Linked DNA regions of Homo sapiens: region 2 is linked to region 1. A link is a loop called in an ENCODE intact Hi-C map of the cell type or tissue named here. Cell type or tissue: PC-3. All regions are shown on one strand. Each heading gives the region's core, and the rest is flanking DNA. Links, peaks and the distances in the headings are about the cores only. Region 1 overlaps EPS8 (EGFR pathway substrate 8, signaling adaptor). Region 2 overlaps EPS8 (EGFR pathway substrate 8, signaling adaptor).

Region 1 (10,842 bases), core at 3,015-8,014:
AAAGGTAGGTGTGACAAAATGCTTTTTAATAATTTTAAAATCATGATTGTTAGGCATACTTATAAAACAGCATTTGTGCATATTCCCTATTTAAAACACACATAATAGTTAACACTTTAAATCTAAGTAAAATAATTTTAATAGATAATGCATTGTGAGAGTCTCCAAATTCTCAAAAGGCACATTTTCTTTTTAGAATCAAAGATACAGGACAATTATTTGTAATTAAGGCAAAGTTTAGATACTGCACTGGCACAATTTTAATTATTCTAATTTAGGATTAGCATATTACATGCAAAAAGACCTTTTGGTAATCTGGTCCTTTGATTAGAACAGTATTTACTTTTAAATTCTAAAATGGCCCAAATATCAGGTAGTATTGATTTTAACAGAGTCCTCCCAATTTCCACAGAGATCAAAAACAAAAATACACACCACACACAGACACATCACTTTTTAATTAAACTATTACTCAAAAACAACACATCAACCTTCATCAGTCCACTTCACGGCAAATGACTAACACCTGTGGAAACCGGTGTGGGAAGGAGCCCTCATTCTTTTCAGCTCGCTCTACTACTCACTGACCAGTGGGATGGGGTCAAGGAAGTGGGAAGCGTATTATGAAAGGATGGAAGTATATCTGAAAGGAGTGTTTATAATGCTGGTAGATGCTGAGGGAAGAAGGAGGGCAAGGAGGAGAGAGGCAGGACAGGAGGGAAGGAGGGAGTAAAGGGTAAGATTCTCAGAGTAAGAGAAGGAGTTAGGTGGGACAGAAACTGAGTTGCTAATCCCCTTAGCATTCAAGGCTTAGAAATATTTTTAATGTATTCAATACTGTATTAGAATGAAAGAATGAATTGTTATTATTATTCCCCACAAACAATCTTCCTATATTTGGGCCAATAAAATACTTAAAGCAGTCAAAATACAGCAAACATCACCAGAATGTAATACTTAGCACACACCAAAGTCATCTGATTAATGTATATGCAATGTTCCCTTGACAAGAATGTCCTCTGCACGTAATTTCATGAAGGGCAAATGAATTCTCACATTAGTGTTTCAAAAGCATCATAGTTTCAATTATTGTTTTTAAAGCCTAAACAAACAAAAATGCCATGAGCCCTGCTTTCCATATGATTCATAATTTTTGCTTTTGCTATTCATCAAATACTATTGTGAGAAAGTGAATAAACTGTGTTACTGTCACAATCAAGCCTGAAAACAAACTCACCAAATGTTCTGTGCTTTATTTCATTCATGCCATTGTTACATAATGCAACTTTATCAGTATGACCTACCAAAATAATAGGTTTAAAATACATATTTGATTAAAGAAACCCATATGAAAATGTATGCCATAAATTATATTTACTTGCATATTTTCCTCTTTCCTTAGTCCTCTCCTCCTGCCCCATGTTTCCAACCTCTGACATTAAAAGGGGCAAAGTACCTTCCTTGAATCGTGACAACTGGTTCTGAATGGCAACCTAGACAGCTCTTCCATGGAAACTGGTTTGAAATTCTTCATGTGGAAGAAAAAGAATCAGCACTGACTCCTAACGTCACTTTTCTGTCTCCCTCCCTAGCTTCTCTACTCCTCTTTACCTAACACCCAACTACTGTTCTTCCTTTCCTTATGTCTGTCTTTTGGCTATTTTTTGTTGAAGCTACAGAGTTAATGATTCCAACGTATCTCAGTTTACGTAATGTCTTGGAGAACAGAAGTGCACTCTGAACTTTTTTCTCCTGAACCAACGTACTGAAGCTCCAAATCCAAAAAAGAAATTCTGACTAACTGTTCTTGGTTGGCCTGAGACTTTCCCAGTAATTAGCACTGAAAGTTCCACATCTTCACAAACCCCTCAGACTCCCCAGCTGGGAACTGGGAGGGTTGGTCAGCCTGGTGTGGACCTACTTTTGCACCCAACTGTCACTTCCTTACTCTTGCCTGTGATAGCCCACAAACACAAAGTTCTGTTAAAAGCAAAATCTATCTTTTTGTCTCTCTTTCTCTGAAAGAAGGCAGAATTAATAGACCTCATAGGAAATTTACTTTCCTATTGATAATTAAGTTGGAATGAGTCACTTTTCTTTAGCAACTTAAGCTGAGTAGAAATTCTAAAGAATTAAAGAATGCTATTGAGAGATAAGATCCTGATTCATACAAGATGCTGCTTCAGAGGGGAAATTATGCAAGTAAGCGCAACAAAGCCATTAAAATTGAACTGTTCTTAAATATTTAACCTACTCTAAATTACACATTTTTCCTCTAAATTTGGTTATTTGGGAACTCTGCAGTGAAAACTAAGCACAGCTGGAACATTTGGAGGGTGTTAAGTTGAGAGACTGAATCCAAAAAATTATATTAAAAAGAAGTGCCATGAGGGAACGAATGTGGGTTACCTCTGACAGCTCGCCAAGTAATTGCTATTAGGAAAATGGAGCAAATCACATCAAATGAGAAAATTAATACAGGAAATGGAATTAAAATAATATCAATTATAATTCACATCAAATATCAGAAAGAGTAAATTAGCCTGACAGTAAAATTACATGCCCACAATCAACCAGTGAAGGAGCCTGTAAATCTATAATTAATTCCCATCACTATCTAGCCATGGAAAACTAATCATATAGATTCTACTATAGTAGAAACCGTGTAAAGTACTTCAACAGTAACTATTTGTATATTCAAGTAAAATACTAAGATATAGGTTTATTTTATTCCTATTGCTCATAAAGAATACAATTAGAATGCATTACATGTAAGAGTTATTCTTGTTTAATTAGCTGATTTTACAGAAGGTAATACTGCATGCATTATCGTGTGATTGTAATGAGCTTTAGTTTCAAACTTTCTAAGCAGCCTGAACATAGAACATTTAATAAAATTATGTACATGTGCATGTCAGACAGTAATTATCAATACTTTATATATGTATAAAAACACATATATATATTTATAGTGGGTATTATTCAAATTATCATTAAGAAGTCTCTGGGAAAATGTCAATACATGTGACAGAATAAAAAGTAAACATCTTTGTCTAAAAACCATGCCTATAATTAATGAGCAGAGTCTTCTGATATTAATTTTTAAAAAACACTTTTGAAGAACTGAATATTATCAGGAGGTTGGCCTGGCTGGAAGAATATAAGCCATCTTTGGTAAAATCGTCACTCTATCCAGCAGTAGCTAAATGTCTGTACTGAGCTTAAAAAACAGAGCACTAATAACATAGGCTGAAATTAGTAGTGTTAGCGGTTTAGTAGTCACCTGTACAAAACATTTCCACTTTTATTTTAGGGTGATTTAAACATGTATATAATGAATGAGAAGATTTTATACCTAGACTGGATTGTAGAGATCACATAACTGACTCCTTCTATTTCATGACCAAGCAAATTGGAACACAGAAAAATAAAATGCTCTCTTTAAGGACTAGAACCCTCACCTACCAATACCTAGATTGGGGCTTTTCACACAGTATCATATTACAGTATCTCTTGCTAGACAATAAAGAATATGGGAAACGTTTTGTTGAATTCACGTGACCACAGAGACTGGACATTCATAATTACTTGCATCTTGGTAGAGTAAGAATACCTATAACAATAATAAACGCATAGATAATAATTAAGAATATATGAAAGACTTCTTTAGTCAGTCCATTGGATATATAATAAATAACATCACGGGAGGAGGTGGTTTCTGCTCTTGGCATATACCTTGCAAATTTAAATGGGCAAAAGGGTAATTCTAGCAGACGAGCAGTCACAGGGCTAGAGGTCAGAGAATCAAGTCAAAATAAAGATCAGGAAACTTTATGTGGCAAGTAGCTTCCAGGTGGGGAGAAAGAACCCTGGATGTCCATCTGCTGCCCAGCTAAAATACTACAAAGCCTTGGAATGCTCTACAACATTTTTATCAAGACATGTTATCTCTCCATAATCTCTCCTCAGCATTTACTTCCTTTTCTCTGTGGTTTATTCAATCTTTTGTGTCAATATCTTTTGTAAATTTTTATTACTTTCTCTTTTATGTTTAAAACTTTGCTGAAGCCATGGGGGAAATACATTAGGTGGGAATGGTTGTCTTTACAGAGCTGTTAAAAATCACTTCAAATGTGAGGATATTAAATAGCCTAGACTCTCAGGGACACCAGGTGGCAATTCAACACCTATTCACTGCCTGGTATGAGCATCCCTGTCATCAGAACAGAATCTCTGATAAAAAGTGTGTGAACAATAGGCAAGAGCTGCACTTGTGCCCTTCACCCAGAAACTGCCATTATTTATATATATGTCTTTATAGGAAATGTAAGGGTATAAAAATAAGAGTCATGACTGTCCCTTTTTTTAAGTATTTGGTGACTCACAGATGTTGCATGGAAATAGTTTACATCTAATTCCCTTATTTCCACCACTTACAAAAATGTCCTATTCTAAGTAAATCATATAATTTGGGTTATTTTCCTAAATTATAAAATAATGAACAATACCATGAAATCCAGTGAATGGATACATAAAGCAAAAATCAAATTCCAAGGATTGTGACTGATCAGATCAACTTTTATCACAGTATAATGCAAAGTAAAGCTATTCTGAGAAAATATCACTTTAAACATTAATACAGAGAAAAACTATGGGTTTATACAAAAAGAGATGACAATCTTTGTTTTTTCTTCTTTTTCTTCTTGTTTTGAGACGGAGTCTCGCTCTGTCGCCAGGCTGGAGTGCAGTGGCACAATCTCGGCTCACCGCATCCCCTGCCTCCTGGGTTCAAGCGATTCTCCTGCCTCAGTCTCCTGAGTAGCTGGGATTACAGGTGTGTGCCATCATGCCTGGGTAATTTTTGTACTTTTAGTAGAGACAGGGTTTTGCCATGTTGGCCAGGCTGGTCTCAAACTCCTCACCTCAAGTGATCTGCCTGCCTCGGCCTCCCAAAGTTCTGGGATTACAGGCGTGAGCCATTGTGCCCACCCGAAATGAGAACCTTTTATAATCACTATTCTCTAGAACAGCAGAATGCAACACAGCACAGGCTCTGGATCCAGAGTGCTGGGGCCCAATCCTGGCTTCATACAGCTGTATAAATCTGGGCAAATTATTTCTCCTACACCTTAGTTTCCTACAAAAAAATGTGCCTCCTTCACAAGGTTGTTGTGGGAATCAAATGAATTTGGATTTGCGAAGTGCTCAAACAATGCCTGGCACAGCATGAGCACTGGCCACGGGCATATCTTCTCTAGAGAGGAGTATCTGTGAATGTTGTTTTCTGTGAATGTGAAGCAAATTTAAGTAATGAATCATTGCTTCCTTTTGGCAGCATGGTGCAGGAATCTAAAATATTTTTGTTAAAGTTTCTTTATATTTCTTCAAAGTTTTGATATCACTGGATGAAAGAGACAGATGGAAGAGAAAACAAATGTGTGGGCCATATCTGAGGAGGAGAAAGAGGGTCACGCTGCTCTTGATACAGCAAGCATGCAGGAAGGAGCAAAGCCATGGCAGATGACCTGTGGACTCATGCAGGCTTTCGGGAAGGATCTGCTCGGCGCTAGGCTTTCTATTGTTCTTTTTACCAAGTGTGTGAGATGCCAGTACTCAATATGTATTTGTGGAATGAGTGAATAAAAAGATGAGTAAGACATAAAATTGTAATCCAGTTGAGTTTTATAAGGTTAGGGTATTAGGATCAGTGGAATCTACATAAATATGGTGGTATCTTAATTATCATTCTGAAATAAGTTGCAGGATTCTTCCTTAGATATTTTAGATATGGGTATCTGGTGTTGTAGAGATATAAAACAGTAGATATGGGTATCTACTGTTGTAGAGATATGAAACAGTAGATATGGGTATCTACTGTTGTAGAGATAGAAAAATGACTGGCACATATTTCCAAGGATGTTTTCTTTTCCATTTTACTCTATTCTTTTTTTAAAGAATATATTATAAATGTTTTGAGAATAGGAATCCTTTTAGAGTAGGATTTATGCCAGATAGCAGATAGCAAAGCAGACTGTGAAGCTTGCTTATTAAAATTTTACAAGGTCTTAGTGGTTTTGTTGAGCTCAGCCCAAAATTTTCAGGAGGTGTTAAAAAGCAGATTGTTTTTAATACATTTTCAAAGTAGGGCCCTCAACCTGAACAGCATACGCTTCTGCATACACACAGAAAGCTTCTGTACACATTTCTACACACACCACTACATTTGTAGTTGCAACCCGAATTTTTAAGAAGAGAGTAGGATAGTGTTGAAAAGTTTAAAACGAAATAGCCAAATAGGCAATCCCTATAAGAACCACAAGTTTCTATTTACATAAAGTAGCAAAACAAACTCCTGAAACTTGTGAACTCTTAAAAACATTTCTTGGGTTGTGCCAAAGTTGACAAAAATAAAAGATGAGGTTCTGTTTAAGAAAGGAGGAATAGGTTTGACATTCTCTGAAAATACTTTCCCTGCGTATGATATATATTAATAGTTTTGGTTCAGTTTTAGACAGAAGCAACCTTTTAAACAGAAAAGTCAACTTATGGCTCAAGCCAAGAATCAGAATTAAAGAAAAAGACAAGACTGAACAGTAAACAGCAAAAGGTAAGAGATATTAAACTTTTCAGGAATATCAGGTAGGAGAAAATTCCTATTATAGAATTCATACTATTTGCATGTTTTTTATTTTATCGCAGTTTGCTTATTCCTAGCAACCACACACACAAATAAAACAAATTTGGATAATTGTTTTCAAAACTTAAAATATAAACTCTTGCCTTTTGCTCACATATGGGGATCAGGGATATCCTTTATGAATAGTGCTTCTCATAGCTTACCATGACCTGCATATTAAAATTAGTTGATATAGCCCAAAGGTATGTACTCTACCATTATTTTAAGTATAGGTTTCAAGCATATACTACCTCTATGGGAAAGAAAATGAAGAACTGGTATTCATGAACCAGACAGAAGCATATATTATATTAGGTAAACAGATATTAAACTCAGAAAAGTAGGAACTAAGAAAAGAAAAAGGTATAAAAACTAAGAAAATTCACTTCAAAAACCCATGGGAAATGGAGGAGACCATACCTTGAATAACTCAAACTCCTTCTTTGGCATCAACAGCTAATGACAAATGATGAACATAAAATAAGTACATAATATATATATGCACATGAGGCCAGCCAAAACATAACACAGCAAATAATTTCCATTGCCATCACTTTAAGTTACCGAGATAGAGAAACTATACACAAATTCTTTATTTTGAATGTTTGCTTGATTCATGGATTCTAGTAAGGCCAAGTCCCTCTGGATAAGCACAGGACTGACACCAGGCATGAATGTCATGAGGAGCCAAAAGTACTGAAATAAATTGTCACGGCAGCAGAAGTATGACCACAATTCCAGCTTTGGACAATCTGTATTTTTTTAAGCCTAGATCTGGCATAAAAATTAACTATTTCACTGCATATTCTACGCAGCTTCTACTCAAATTCATGACATTATTATGAGGTCAGATGTGATCTTTTTCTCGAGACTTTGAAAATTAAAAGAGTTCTTTCTGGGGGAATGAGAAGCCACCCCAGGTTCACTGGCTGTACCTGAGAGAGTCCATCCATTCTGTCTTTGTTTACAGACCTAACTCTAGAGAGCCTGGCACAGGTCTAAAATTCCGGAGTTTAAGAGCAAGTTAATTCAGATGTTAGGGTGAATGAGCTGACCAGGGTCACTGAAATCCTGAAAATGTGGCATGGGCCATAAGAATGGACCTTCATGGGCCTTCAATGAACAAGAAGAGAGAGCCTGACCTATCTAATCTATATCCTAAGTACCTTTTAATCTTAAAATCAAGAGAGGAAAAATATTGTAATCCAGGTGAACAGGTACTCATGTATTAGTGTAAGGTGAGATGAGTGCAAGTTCAAGGCTGGTCAGTGGCAGAACATTTAAGAGACTGAAAGCAAGGGCTGGTGAAGGTGAACTGCTGGACACCATGCCGTGATATCAGTGCCATCCTCTATCAAGAGGAAGCCCCTGGTGGATAGCAGAGCTGTGGGTAAAAAGACAGAAATACCATTTCTTCAAATGTCAGAAATACTACAGATTGGGGAAAAAAAGCATTCAGAGAATCAGGTACCTACTGCTAAACATCTTGAACAATTTCTAGAAGTAAATCAGAAAACATATGTGTAATTCTTCCCTGTGTCTCTCACCATTGCCACTCCCCCACCAATTACTCTAGAAAAAATATATAACCAACTACATCTCAAAATGATCAATACACAAAGGTGTTTAAATCCTACTTAAGAGTGATAACTTCGTAAATGTGTACATACTACATTTTACTAAGAAATCATGCTCACCTGTATAGTATGAGTATAAGGTGGATCAGCACGCCCCAATCCAGATTCTGGAGGTCTCACAATATCCAAAATGTTATTTGGCACAAATCCAGAGTCTCCACTTGCATTTCGAACTTTCCACCATTGCTTCCGATCATCAAGTATCTGTCATGTACAAGAAAATAAAGGTATAATTTCCATATAAAAGCCATTCTACGAAAGAAGTTCCCTAGACTTCAACAAAGAAAATTTTTCTACTTCTGATAATTAACTCAGCATCAACATAGTGTTGATTGAATGATTCTCAGGAATTACACTAAGAAGACATTTATGAGTATACAGTAGGTAAGGTATCATTATGGTGAATCTACCCAAGGTCCATTTTACCTCCAAAGAACAGCCTGCATTATTTGAAGTACTTAAGGACTAAAGTACTTAAAGGACTTAAGGACTAAAATGACTCTTTTGGAAAGCCCCATTGTCTCCATTTTGGTGATAGAAAGAAAAAGTATATAAAAATTACTTTTTTTCCTTACAAAATTTATTGTGATAATTCACCTTATATATTCAAGAAGATGAACTGTCAATTAGAATCTAACAAAGAGAAGTTGGTGTTGTGGTGGATTATCCCTAACATTATTAGCTCAATGACTGCTGAGTATATCTGTGCAAGGATATAGGATTAAAAAAAGAATGTTGTCTCTTATTGAACTATTATGTGCATCCACATCTGAATTGTTAACTAGTCTTGACTCCAAAATGAATAAATATCAGAAGAAGAAAGAGGGCAAGGAAGAGAGCAAAGGAAGTTAAAAAAAAACCCACCCTGCCACTCCCCACAAAAAACAAATAAAGGAGTATTCTAAAGCTATCCCCTTAGAAGGAGTATCTATATACCCCTACTAAATAGATGTAGATATTTCTAATATACTACGTCTTTAGTAATATAATACTTTTGAAGGAAAGTTTAGTTATATACCAAAAGAGTAATACAATAAAACTACTTTATTAAGAGTATAAAAAAGAAAAAATTATATTACCTCTAAAATATCATCCTTTAGAACCGAGAGCTCACTGTTGTTCCTTGCTACAAAGTCATACTTGGATTTGGCATATTTCTTGGGTTGTGTTTTGAGTGGTTCATAATTTCTATAAAAAGAAAGAAAAAAGATTATTATTCTGCTAGCTCTTCCTAAAGGATAAAAATGGAAAACACTGAGACAAGCCAAATCCTACCAGAAAACTTTCTGAAAAATTACAGCAGTTTCATTTTATTATATTTTACATTATGATAAATAAAAGTTACTTTAAAGTTCTTGCTTTTAAAATGAACAAATTATGGCCAGGGATAAAAACAAATAATGCAAAATCACAAGGCCAGGTGGTACTTAGCCAAATCCAGAATCCAAGTCTATGAATTCTTTGTCTACTAAATACACATACTGGATATTATGTTAATTACCATCTCTACCATAAAAGAACTAGATAAAGATAAATGTTAGTATTTTTCATAAAGTTAAAGGAGACTGAAGATAATTTCCATAGTGGTAATTTTAGTTATATGTTGATTTCACTAATTCAAGCAATGTCTGCAATTCAGTAACCAAATATATAAATTTAAAATTTATAACTAGGCATTAGTTTTTAGAAACACTTTGCCCAGTTATCTAAATTGCAAAAAAAAGAGATATGCATTAAGTATGAGACTAGTAACACTTGCAAATAAGTAAGTAAATAATTTAATTCACTATAAACTTTTAAAAAGTGTATGGGCCTCATTTTTTTAAAATAAAACTTCCTTAAAAAACCAAATACCTCTTCTAATCATTAAATGAGTACTAATAGATTTAACAACTTAACTAAAGATTACTTTTATATGTAACATAATACACTTGATGCATTAAATATTTGTATTTTCTTCATATATTTCAATAATAAAATTACTTTAACCCTTTATTAATTTTACTCCCTAGTCTTCTCCTCCATTTACATTCCCACATTTATTTACACATCTCTACAAGGGAAATAGCAGGTAGAGACTAAAGATGTTAGGTCATCCTACCCCTGTAAAGTTGCCATTCTTTTTGCTGTCTACCAAGTTCTCTGGAATGTTATACCAGGGCCTGCAGGACAGTTGTAGACATAATGTATCCTGTCATAGGTTTTTGTTACCTCTTAGGTAGTAACTCCATTGGAGGAGGGAGACAGGGACAAAGCAAAAAGATGACCAGTATAGAACACCTTACAGATAAGCATGTAAGAACAGCTTATTGGCTATTTTTAGCACATTAAAAAGAAAATTGGTGGAAAAGGTGAAATTATGGTGAAGTAATTATGTTATTAATAATAATAATTTTAAAACTGTGTTCCATGGATTTCCCATCCCTATCCCTACTGGAATAGCTCTGCTTTCATTTACTTTATATATTCACATTTAATCTACTAAGATTTCATTTGGCAGATAAAAGAGATTCAACTACCCCAAACATT
Region 2 (10,842 bases), core at 3,783-8,782, 140 kb after region 1:
AAAGAGGTGCCTGTATGCTACACCTCTTTTACAGATTTGATAAAACTGCAGAGATGAATTTATATATCTACCCCCCTCCTTCACCCCACCCCCCCTGCAACTTGCATACAGGCCTAGTGTTATTTAAGCAAACAGTAAACAGCTATTACTCTTCAGTTAGGTAGACAGAACTTGGAAAATTATTAGATCACAAGGTTGCCACAGGGACGCCAACCATCTGTCTAGTAAGTATGAATGACTTCTTCCTCCCTGTTATCCTGTATTCTACAATGCTCAATAGGCAAGGTAAGGGAAAGGTTACAGGTTTGTTATACATATACATATATATATATATACACATATAAATATATATGTACACATATAAAATATATATACATATATAAATATAAATATACATACATACATATAAAATATATATACACACATATATATATTTTAAACATATAAATATATAAATATATATATATATAAAAAATAGTGACCAAAATATTTGGTCCAAATTACCAACAGGGTGGGAAAACTCAGGGACTTTTATTCTTCCACAGCCAACAAAGTAATCAATGATTTGACAAATATTTATCTAAAGCCTTCTTTGTGCACAGAAATCTTTTTTTTAGTTCAGTGTATAATGGCCCAATCCATGCATGCTTAGTATTTAAAAGCAATTCTTGACCCTGCTACCAAACAATTAAGCTCCCTGCAGTGCAAATAAGGAAGTTTTTTGAAACAGATAGTTATGAATCTTTCATTCATAGTAGCTAACTAGAAACATATGAGCCAAACCCATTGTGAGTATCATTTCAGTGGTGTGTAATTTGAGAGGTGTGTTAGAATGCGCTTGGCCCCACTAAAGAAGGAGTCCACATTTTCCTTGCTTGCAAGTGAAATGCAAAAACAATTTTGCAACTTGGCAATTCATATGGCAGTCTTAAAGTTACCCACATTCAAAATTCAAGACAATAGAATTTTCCCCATCTCTAAGGTTTAACACTTTACGATCAGCCTAAGGTGTTACATATGAATTCATTTTATGAATAATGGCTTCTTCACTCCCAAAAGCTTGCAGGAAAAAATACTGAATACCGTATATAAAAATGACACAAACCACACTTGTCTGGTCTGATCTTAAATTGACCTTAATAGTTTAAAATCTTTCAAAGGGAGTACTGATATACTGTAATTTTCCCCAAAGCTCATAAATAGCCAACGTTCCTTTGTGGAATCATTGTAAAATACATGTAATTTGGAAATAGACTTATTTTATAAATCCACAGTACCAGTATATGTAGAAAAACAATACAAAATGTGAATATCATTACATTTGAATAGGAAAAAATGTGAATCTATATTAAGGAAAGAGGGCGAGAAAAGCAAAAAAGATTAGCCTTTATTTTCCAGATTTTTGAGCCCTTACCTAGAACCTGATGCTTCTGTTAAGTTTTTATGCTTCTTTTCATTTAGGTGTCTAACATCACGCAGTCCACAAGGATAAGAATGTTGTCTATCTTGTCAATTAGAGTATTCTCATTATTTAGTACTAGCACTTAATAGGCACTTATTTAATATTTCTTTATTGACAGATAAATTTCATTAACTGAAACAAAATTATTTTCTATTAGGTAAAGTTGTATATTCCAGGACTGTTAGATCAAGAAACTAGATTGGGTTACATTAAGCCAATGGGCCTGCTAATGATTTAGCAAAATTCCTATCTCATATATGCGTATCACAAGAAAGAACACTGGAAAAAGCTGAAATGAATCAAACCAGATCTGACACCACTACAACAAACAAAACTCACCTTCACATACAAAGGGCAGTTCCATATGTATTTTATTATATATTCAATATAAATTTGTGTACATATTTCTCTCCAGCAATTTTTCTTTTAAAAGAAATTTTTGCCCAAGTATTCTCCTTTCCAGTGATTGGTATGGTTGATATCAGTAACAGAAATAGCAAGAATAATTAGAAAGGGAGGAAGAAGCAGCTGAAATGATCATAGCTAGAAGCTTTTAAATGTAATTTTGGGGGGAAATAATACACTTCTGGCTGAACTAGTTTATCTAGCCTTAAAAGTTAAGCCATGTTCTCAAGTCAGCCCCTGCAAAGGAGCAATCCGGTACTCTTTTGGAAGAGAGAAAAAAACAGCTGGCTTAGGTGAGTGACCTACTCTAAAAACCTTCCCCTCAAGTTCACATGCACACTCTCAGGAACTAACACAGACCTAGATTGGCCTCTATGCATCAGCAAGCATTTGTTACACCTAATACCCAAAACCCAAATGATGCCCACGTTAGCCCAATAACGTCAATGTTAGCTAGAAATGTCTGGCTCAATCTCGCAAGAATAGGAATTTCCACATTCAGAACTGTCTTTTATTTTGCAGTTATTTATTGAATACTTATTCAATATACACTTAAATAATATATTGTTCCTTACAGCATATAATCAAAGTTCCCTAGATATAGCTTATGAAGAGCACAGTGTTAGTAAAAATGGCTGATGGGTTCTTGAGAATTTTAGCGTTTCCCCTTTTGCTACCGCCAAACTATTTTTATATCAGATTCTACCACCACTTGTTTTCCCAATCATTTTATCACTTTATCTATTAGTTTGGAATCTTATTGAAAATTTCATATTTCCCAGTAATGATAGTTTGATTTTATCAATGCCTTTGAAAACCATAAACATAACACAAAATGTATTTGCTAGCCATTGGATTAAATTATCCCATATTTTTAGGTCTTTTATCCTGTAGTCCAATGAGAGCTGATAAAATCATTCTTCAACTATTCTACTAACTGCCTGGCAGAGAGAAAAGATGAAAATAGCTAGAGATAACAGATATAGATGGAGGAAGGACATTGGAGGTAAGATGAAGTCACTTTTATATCTATTTTAAGATTCTTTACAATGCCATGGAGTAGCCTATATAAATTTTTTTTTTACATTATATAACTCAAGATATATTTTAATTCAAATTCTAAAATTCCCTACAGTGATAAGGGGTACTTACAAAGCAGAATGAAAAAAAACACACACACACACACAAAACAAAACAAAAAACCAACAGCATATGTTCTAATATATGACCAAAACCACAGTGGACCTTTCTAATCAGTATAAAAACTGAATGGTGTTAAGATGCATTCCAGTTAAAGTTAAGCACTGTTAACACATTTATTCCGGACTAGATTTCACTCTTTTCATAATGAGATTTTACTATTTCCAAAATCACTTACTTAGTACCCAAATAAGGTAAAGGCGATGAAGGCTTCAATCCCTCCTTTGTTTCAAACCCCCTAGCAGCCTAAACTTAACCTTCACTGTCATAACCACTATGAATGTCTCTTTTATTCAGACTTCTCTCTCCATGACTGAGATCTCACCAGGCAGTGAGAAAGAGTTAGAATAGTAATTGGAAAGCTATCAAAGTTATGAAAAATATACTTTTCTATTAAAGCCATCTGAGGATTGAAAAAGGGTGTCAGAAACGAGCAAAAGGAGGGGGAACAGCTGGGAGGAGGAAAAGAGTTGGGAAAGGGGGTGATGAAGGAAAGCCCACATGGTTATTTATCTGCTTCAAGAGTTGTAAAAGACTATTTTCTTGACAAGACCATGGAAAGTAGCCAGTCTTAAGATAAAGCTGAAAATGTGAAATGTGGACAAAGTTTATGGATGTTGTACTAACTGGGACTGAAACTTTTTGTTTCAACAGTTTGGGTAAGAAATGTAAAAAAATTAAAATAACATAGAAAGAAATATGCTTTAAACAATTTATTCTGTAATTCTGCAAACATAGCAAACATACAAATATACAAAAAATATAGACCTTATTCCTAAATTTAAAGGAAGTTATAATTTTTCCAATTTTTCTTACATATTATTGTTCAGGCTAGGCCACCATGGATTATTCATTTTAAAATAGAAGTGATAATACTTTAAGCAAATCTGAGAATTAATGCACACGAAAATCTTCAGAGGGTGATTTTCAACAATGATTAAAAACACTCTGACACACACTCTTCAGGCATACGCATTAATCCCACACCTTTGCATGCATGAGTATCATGTGAATAATGCTACAAGTATTGGACCAATGACCAGATTTTTATCACAGAAAGGATTCCATTGCTATTAAATTATTCAGAATCTAACAAGGCCCCACAAAGGAGCTAAATAAAAGAACTACTGACAAAATTAATGTTCTCTCGACTAAAAGGATCTTGATGTGCAAAAAACAAAACAAAAACACTGTAGTTTATGGTACACAGTACTTTTTTGAAAACAGACCACGCAACAGAGGTTCTGAGAATACAGATAAACACTAAAACAGTAAGGACAACTCAATCTGAAGATAGGGTTTCAAAAATTCACATTCCTGGATTAAAGAATAATATTTGTAAACTCCCAAACACATATAGTTTGTCATAAAACAGTTGAAGTTTTGAAAACACACTGCAAAGAGAAATTGGAGATTATGTACGCATGCATATAAACATAAACAAGCTGTTCATGCCTTTATGGGGGGAATAAAGGTAGTAAATCTACTTAAAGGTAGTGTTTTCATTTCTTCCATATATGAAAGAAACTATCAAATGCAGAGTTTGCATGCCCAGGCAGAAAATAAGTCATCAATTTACCAAGTTACTCACAAAATTAATTTCAAGAAATCCAAGTCCCCAAAAAAGAAGGCAAACCAAGATTTTAAAATGTAACAGACTTTTTCTTTCTTTCTTTCTTTCTTTTTGAGATGGAGTTTCACTCTTGTTGCCCAGGCTGGAGTGCAATGGCGCCATCTTGGCTCACCACAACCTCCTGCCTCCCGGGTTCAAGCAATTCTCCTGCCTCAGCCTCCCGAGTAGCTGGGATTACAGGTATGTGCCTCCAAGCCCGGCTAATTTTGTATTTTTAGTAGAGACAGGGCGTCTCTATGTTTGTCAGGCTGGTCTCGAACTCCCAAACTCAGGTGATCCGCCTGCCTCGGCTTCCCAAAATGCTGGGATTACAGGCGTGAGCCACCTTGCCCAGCAAAATGTAACAGACTTTTCACTAGCAAAGCAGTTAAAAGTATCTTCTATCTCTATCATCAAAAGTATATCTTTCTTTAAATTCTAAAAGAGCACTTAAAATCATCTTATTGTACATTCAGGTCTAAAATTACCATCAACTTTAAATGTCAAAATTATTGCAGAAAATTAGATAAACTGTAATCAATGTCTTCTCAAAAGAGACAGATTTTACACATATTTTTATTTGCAGCTTTGTTTTTCCACTTCAGATACTGGAAACATTCTATTGTTGCATTAAACCAACAAATATCTCAATAATATACATGTATTTCTATAATAAGGAATAACTTAGTAATATTCTAATGGTGTTAACAGAAGATAATTCAACAGCCCTCAATAAGGGACTTGAAAAATGTTTCTCCCTCATTTAAGTACAAACTTCTCTTCCTTCTATCAATCTTTTTTCTCACTATTTTTTCTTTCTCTTTTTCTTCTCCCCTTATATTAAAAACACAATTTTTCAATTATAGAACTCTGATCTCTTATCAAGCACATAATTCATTTAACAAGTTATTTTTTAGTACATTCCTAAATAGTATGTTTCAGGTTCTGTTCAGAAACTATGGCTTAGAATTTTAGACAGGCTTAAACAGGACTAGATCTGGCTTCATAGATTATTACATTCTTTTGTTGCTATGCTACTAAATGTAAGAATGGTTTGAAACAGGACCTCCAATTTCACCCAAAAACATGCAAGTTCTCTTTCTTAAATTCCATATAATCACTTGAGTATCACAGGACTGAAAAAGAACACATGAATTTGTTTGCTACATAAAGAGCTACATTTAGAAGGCCATGTGACTAGAAGAGAAGATTTATGCAATTCTTAAACAGGTTTGGTATCTTTATTCTCTTCTGCTACAATGTAATGAATACTCTATTGTATTGTTACTTACAAAAATGAAAAATAACTGCTCATTCAGTTCTTTCTAATACTCCCGTAAGCTCTGAATGTGGGAATGTGCAGAATTTCCCACCACTCCCATCATGCCAACCTATTCCGCACATGTCAAACATGCTCATCTTTCTACCTGGAGAGAGATGAGCGTCTCGCTTTGCCTCAAAAATTCATTCTATGAGACTCAAACATCACCTTCCCCAGTAAAGACTTTTCTGACTCCCTCGGCCACAGTGAGGCTCTCCTTTCTGCTATGTGCTGGGATAAACACACACACACACACACACACACACACACACACACACACACACACACAGGCATACACACTTTTCATTTAACATCCTCCATGGATAATAGTACCTACTTGACATTTCCACCTCTTTGATAAGAAAACCAAGGCAGATAAGGTCTGATTCCAAAGTCCATTGTTTGTTTGTTTTTTAATATATACTTCCTTCAGCTCCACACTGTACTAAAACGGGTGTCTGGCTGCCTCCATTCTCTGAGCCTTCTGACAACAAAAGGCAGAGATCCTGTCTTACTCATCTTTGTATTCCTGGTGTCTGGCACAGAACAGATACTCAACAAACACTCGATAAAAGATGAATGAATAAACAAATGAAATGTAGTAATGCTCAACTTCCTATGTGAGGAAAACTCATGCCCTTTTAAGTATTTATGTAAAAATATGATAATAAGTGCTAATTTCATTCAGCAAGCCTTTTGTGAGTGTGTCATATGGCTGACACATATGGTCATATGTTGGCCTTAAATACATCAGGGAACTTAACTGACTCAGTTCCCTGCCCTTGAGAAGCTTTAAATACAATGAGGGAAAGAAAGAAATAACTAGCTAATGCTACCATTATTTGCTTTATTTTGTCTAATTCCCCACAAATGTTTCTTTTTAAAAGATCCTCATTCTTTAAAACAACCGTGTTCCATCACCACATACCTCTGGTCAGTAGGATACAGATGAGTCAACAGAAAACAAAGCTAGAAGAATCTTTGTGGAGCTTAAATACACAAACTTTTTCGCTATTCTTGTTTGGCACAGTAGTAATTTGAGCAAGTATATAGCACAGTATTAAATAAAAGAATGTAATTAAGGACACTCTGGCCATCCTTGCCCTTTTTCTTTAATAAGGGCAGCACAACCAAGTGGAAAGGGCATGGATTTTGGAGTCAGGTCAGGGTTCTCATCCCAATTCGGTCCCTTTCTCCCCATGTGTGACACAAGTCACTTTTTCTTTCTGGGCCTATTCCTTTATCTGTAATTCTGAGATAAAGAAGCATGCCTTAAAGGGCTCTTGTAACAGTGAAAGAAGATAATGTATGTAACACCTGCCACACAAAAGGTACTATTATTATGTGAGCTGCTCCACCTGCTTCTTGAAGACTACTGGTTCTAACTTTAGTGCAACATTATAAATATTTCTAATCCTGTCCTACTCTGTTTTCTGTTGCTTATAACAGAATACCTGAAATGGGTAATTCTAAAGAAAAGGAATTTATGTCTTACAGTTATGGAGGTTAAGAAGTCCATGGTCGAGGGGCTACATCTGCTAAGAGCCTCCTTGCTGGTGGGGACTCTCCAAGAATCCCAGGACAACAGAGAGCATCACAGGGCAAGGGGGCTGAGTGTGCTCATGTGCTCACTCAAGTCTCTCTTCCTTTTCTTACAAAGCCACCAGTCCCACTCCCATGATAACCCCTTAATCCATTAATTCATGAATGGATCAATCACTTCTTAAAGGCCTCACCTCTCAACACTCTCACATTGAGGATGAAATTTCAACATGAGTTTTGGAGAGGACAAATATGTAAACTATAGTACATCACAATATCAATAACACAAAATGTATACCAAAAGAGAGGTACATTTGACTTTTGAAAAGCCAGGTTTGAACTACATGGGTCCACTTATACACAGATTTTTTTCAATAAATATATTTGGAAAAATTTTTGGAGATTTGTGACAATTTAAAAACACTCGGGCTGGGTGTGGTGGCTCATGCCTGTAATACCAGCACTTTGGGAGGCCAACTTGGAAGAACTGCTTGTGCCTGGGAGTTCAAAACCATCCTGGACAACACAGAGAGATCCTGTCTCTGCAAAAAATAAAAATAAAAATAAATTAGCCAGGCCTGGTGATACATGCCTATGGTTCCAGCTATTCAGAAGGCTGAATGGGGAGGATCACCTGGGCCTGGGTGGTTGAGGCTGCAGTAGGCCCAAGATGGCGCCACTGCACTCCAGCCTGGGTGACAGTGAGACTCTGTCTCAAAAAATTTTTTTAAATAAATAAATACAATAAAAACACAGACAAACCACGTAGCCAGGATAACAAAAACATTAAGAAAAAAGTTAGGTATGTCATGAATGCATAATATGTATATAAATACTAGTCTACTTTATCATTTTATGGTAGTAACCATAAAATTTATTAGAAAAAATTAAAATTTATCAAAACTTACACACACACGATACATAGTATCATTCGCGGTCAAGAGAAATGTAAACAAATGTAAAGATGCAGTATTAAGTCCTAACTGCATACAATTAACTGTAGTACATACTGTACTACTGTAATAATTTCATAGCCACCTCCTGTTGTTATTGCAGCGAGCTCAAGTGTTGTGAGTAACCGCTTAGTCCACTGTGTGATGTTAATCATCTCTGCGTGAGCAGTTCATCTCTCCGGTAAATTGTGTATCACAGTAAAAAATGATTTCTTGGTGTTCTCTTGTATTTTTCATCCTGTTTGGTACAATACCATAAACCTTGAATGAAAACGTGCCACTAGAGATGCCAGAAATGCTCCCAAGAAACAGAGAAAAGTCATGACATTATGAGAGATAAAGTTGAATTGCTTGGTATGTACCATAGATTGAGGTCTGCAGCTGCAGTTCCCAGCCCTGCCCCTCCATTCCCCCACCTTTTCAGAAAGAGGAGTCATCTGGTAAGCAAACAAAAACTTACAATATCAATAAGTACAATACAGTACTGGATTTTCTCTCCCTTATGGTTTTCCTAATAAAATTTTCTTTTCTGTAGTTTATTGTAAGAATACAATGTAATATACATATAATATACAAAATGTGTGTTAACAGACTGTGTTATCAGTAAGGCTTCCAGTCAACAGAAGGGTTACTAGTTAAGTTTTTGGGAAGTCAAAAATTATACAAAAATTTCTGACTGTGCAGGGGTCAGTGAGTCTAACCGCTGCACTATTGAAGGGTCAACTGTACTTGAAAAAAGTCACTTGTAGCAGGAAGAATAGCATGGGAAAAGATTCAAGACCACATAGTTAAGTCTCAGATTTCTAGCTGGTGCATACATCAACTGCCTCTTCTCAACATACACCCTGCAAATCCTTTATTCCAGATCCTTTTTGTGAAAAATCAAACTATTATTCCCTATGATAAGATCTAAAAGAACTGACAGATGTTACTCTATACTAACAATTCCATTTTCACAAAGAAGCATCTCTGAGTTAGTAAAAAAAAAAAAAAAAAAAAGAGGAAAATGAATTATGTACAATGTCTAGAAATAAATCTCAGCACACAGTACATGCTGTATTATATATTGGTTTCTAAGTCATTTCTCAACTGTTTACAGTAAGTAATTTTGCAGAACATGTAATAAAAATTTTAATAAAAACATTTTCAATTCTAAGCAATTTATAATCTATTAATTTAAAAATCACATTTACTTGTGCTGGTACAACTAGGAATCCATATGCAAAAAAAAAATTAATCTAGACACAGACCTTATACCTTTCATAAAAATTAACTCTAAATGGATCACATACCTAAATGTAAAATGCAAAACTATAAAACTTCTAGGAAAAACACAGGATAAAATCTATGTAGCCTTGGCAATGAGTTTTCAAATATAACACAAAAGCCTATCCATGAAATTGGTAAGTTGGCCTTATTAAAATTAAAGACATCTGTTCTGACAAAGACACTGTTAGGAAAATAAAAAGACAAACCAAACTGGGAGAAAATATTTGCAAAACACATATCTGATAAAGTGCCTGTATACAAAATGTATAAAGAACTCTTAAAATCAACAATAAGAAAACAACCCCATTAAAAAGTGGGCAAATGATCTGAACAGCCATCACACCACAGAAGATGTACAGATGAAAAGGGGTATGTGAAAAGATGTTAACATCATATGTCATTAGGAAATAGTAAATTAAAGTAACAATGACATATTACTACACACCTACTAGAATGGGTAAAATCCAAAAAAGCTGACAAAATCAAATGCTAGCAAAGATGTGGGGCAATAAGAACTCACATTCATTGCTGGTGAGAATGTAATAGTACAGCCACTTCGGAAAACAGTTTGGCAATTTCTTACAAAGCTAACCATAATCTTACCACAGGATCCAGCAATCGCACTTCTAGATATTTATCCAACGGATATAAGAACTTATGTCTACCCAAAAACCTGCATGTGAATATTCATAGCAGCTTCGTTCATACTTGCCAAAAACTGGAAGCAACCAAAATATCCTTCAATAGGTGAATAAACAAACCATGATATATCTGATAATGATAGAAAGAAATGAGCTATTAAACCTCAGGAAGACATGGATGAACCTTAAATGTGTATTGCTAAATGAAAGAAGCCAGTCTGGCAAGGCTGTATGATTCCAATTATACAACATCTGGAAAAGGCAAAAGTAAAGAGACAGTAAAAAGATACGTGGTTTTCTGGGAGAGGGGCTCACAGAGGTTATGAGTGAAGCCCAGGGGATTTGTAATGTGTTGAAATTATTCGGTATGATACTATGATCCTATAAGGATAGCTACATCAAATTAAGTATTTGTCAAAACCCAAAGAACTTCACAG

Evidence for each region. Hi-C counts contacts between places; a loop is a spot of excess contacts. Peaks named below come from ENCODE experiments on the same cell type or tissue, not always from the same donor. Only the 100,000 strongest peaks of a DNase experiment are listed, where the experiment ranks them.
Region 2: it touches region 1 in a loop (2.9-fold over the local background); 19 of 110 quality-filtered maps call a loop at or near these places.

The regions. Positions count from the first base shown.
Region 1 is chr12:15,632,330-15,643,171 of GRCh38, forward strand. It overlaps EPS8 (EGFR pathway substrate 8, signaling adaptor), which reads right to left. Exons shown (of 21, transcript NM_004447.6): 16 at 9,393-9,501; 17 at 8,374-8,517. Among named protein-coding and RNA genes, the nearest start is that of EPS8, 150 kb to the right of the region's middle. In PC-3, for the core only: no CTCF peak of the experiment used is centred there; no DNase peak of the experiment used is centred there; H3K27ac peaks cover 3,991 bases.
Region 2 is chr12:15,774,242-15,785,083 of GRCh38, forward strand. All of the region lies in intron 1 of EPS8 (EGFR pathway substrate 8, signaling adaptor), which reads right to left. Among named protein-coding and RNA genes, the nearest start is that of EPS8, 9.7 kb to the right of the region's middle. In PC-3, for the core only: no CTCF peak of the experiment used is centred there; a DNase peak (open chromatin) is centred at 6,530; H3K4me3 peaks cover 1,052 bases; H3K27ac peaks cover 1,875 bases.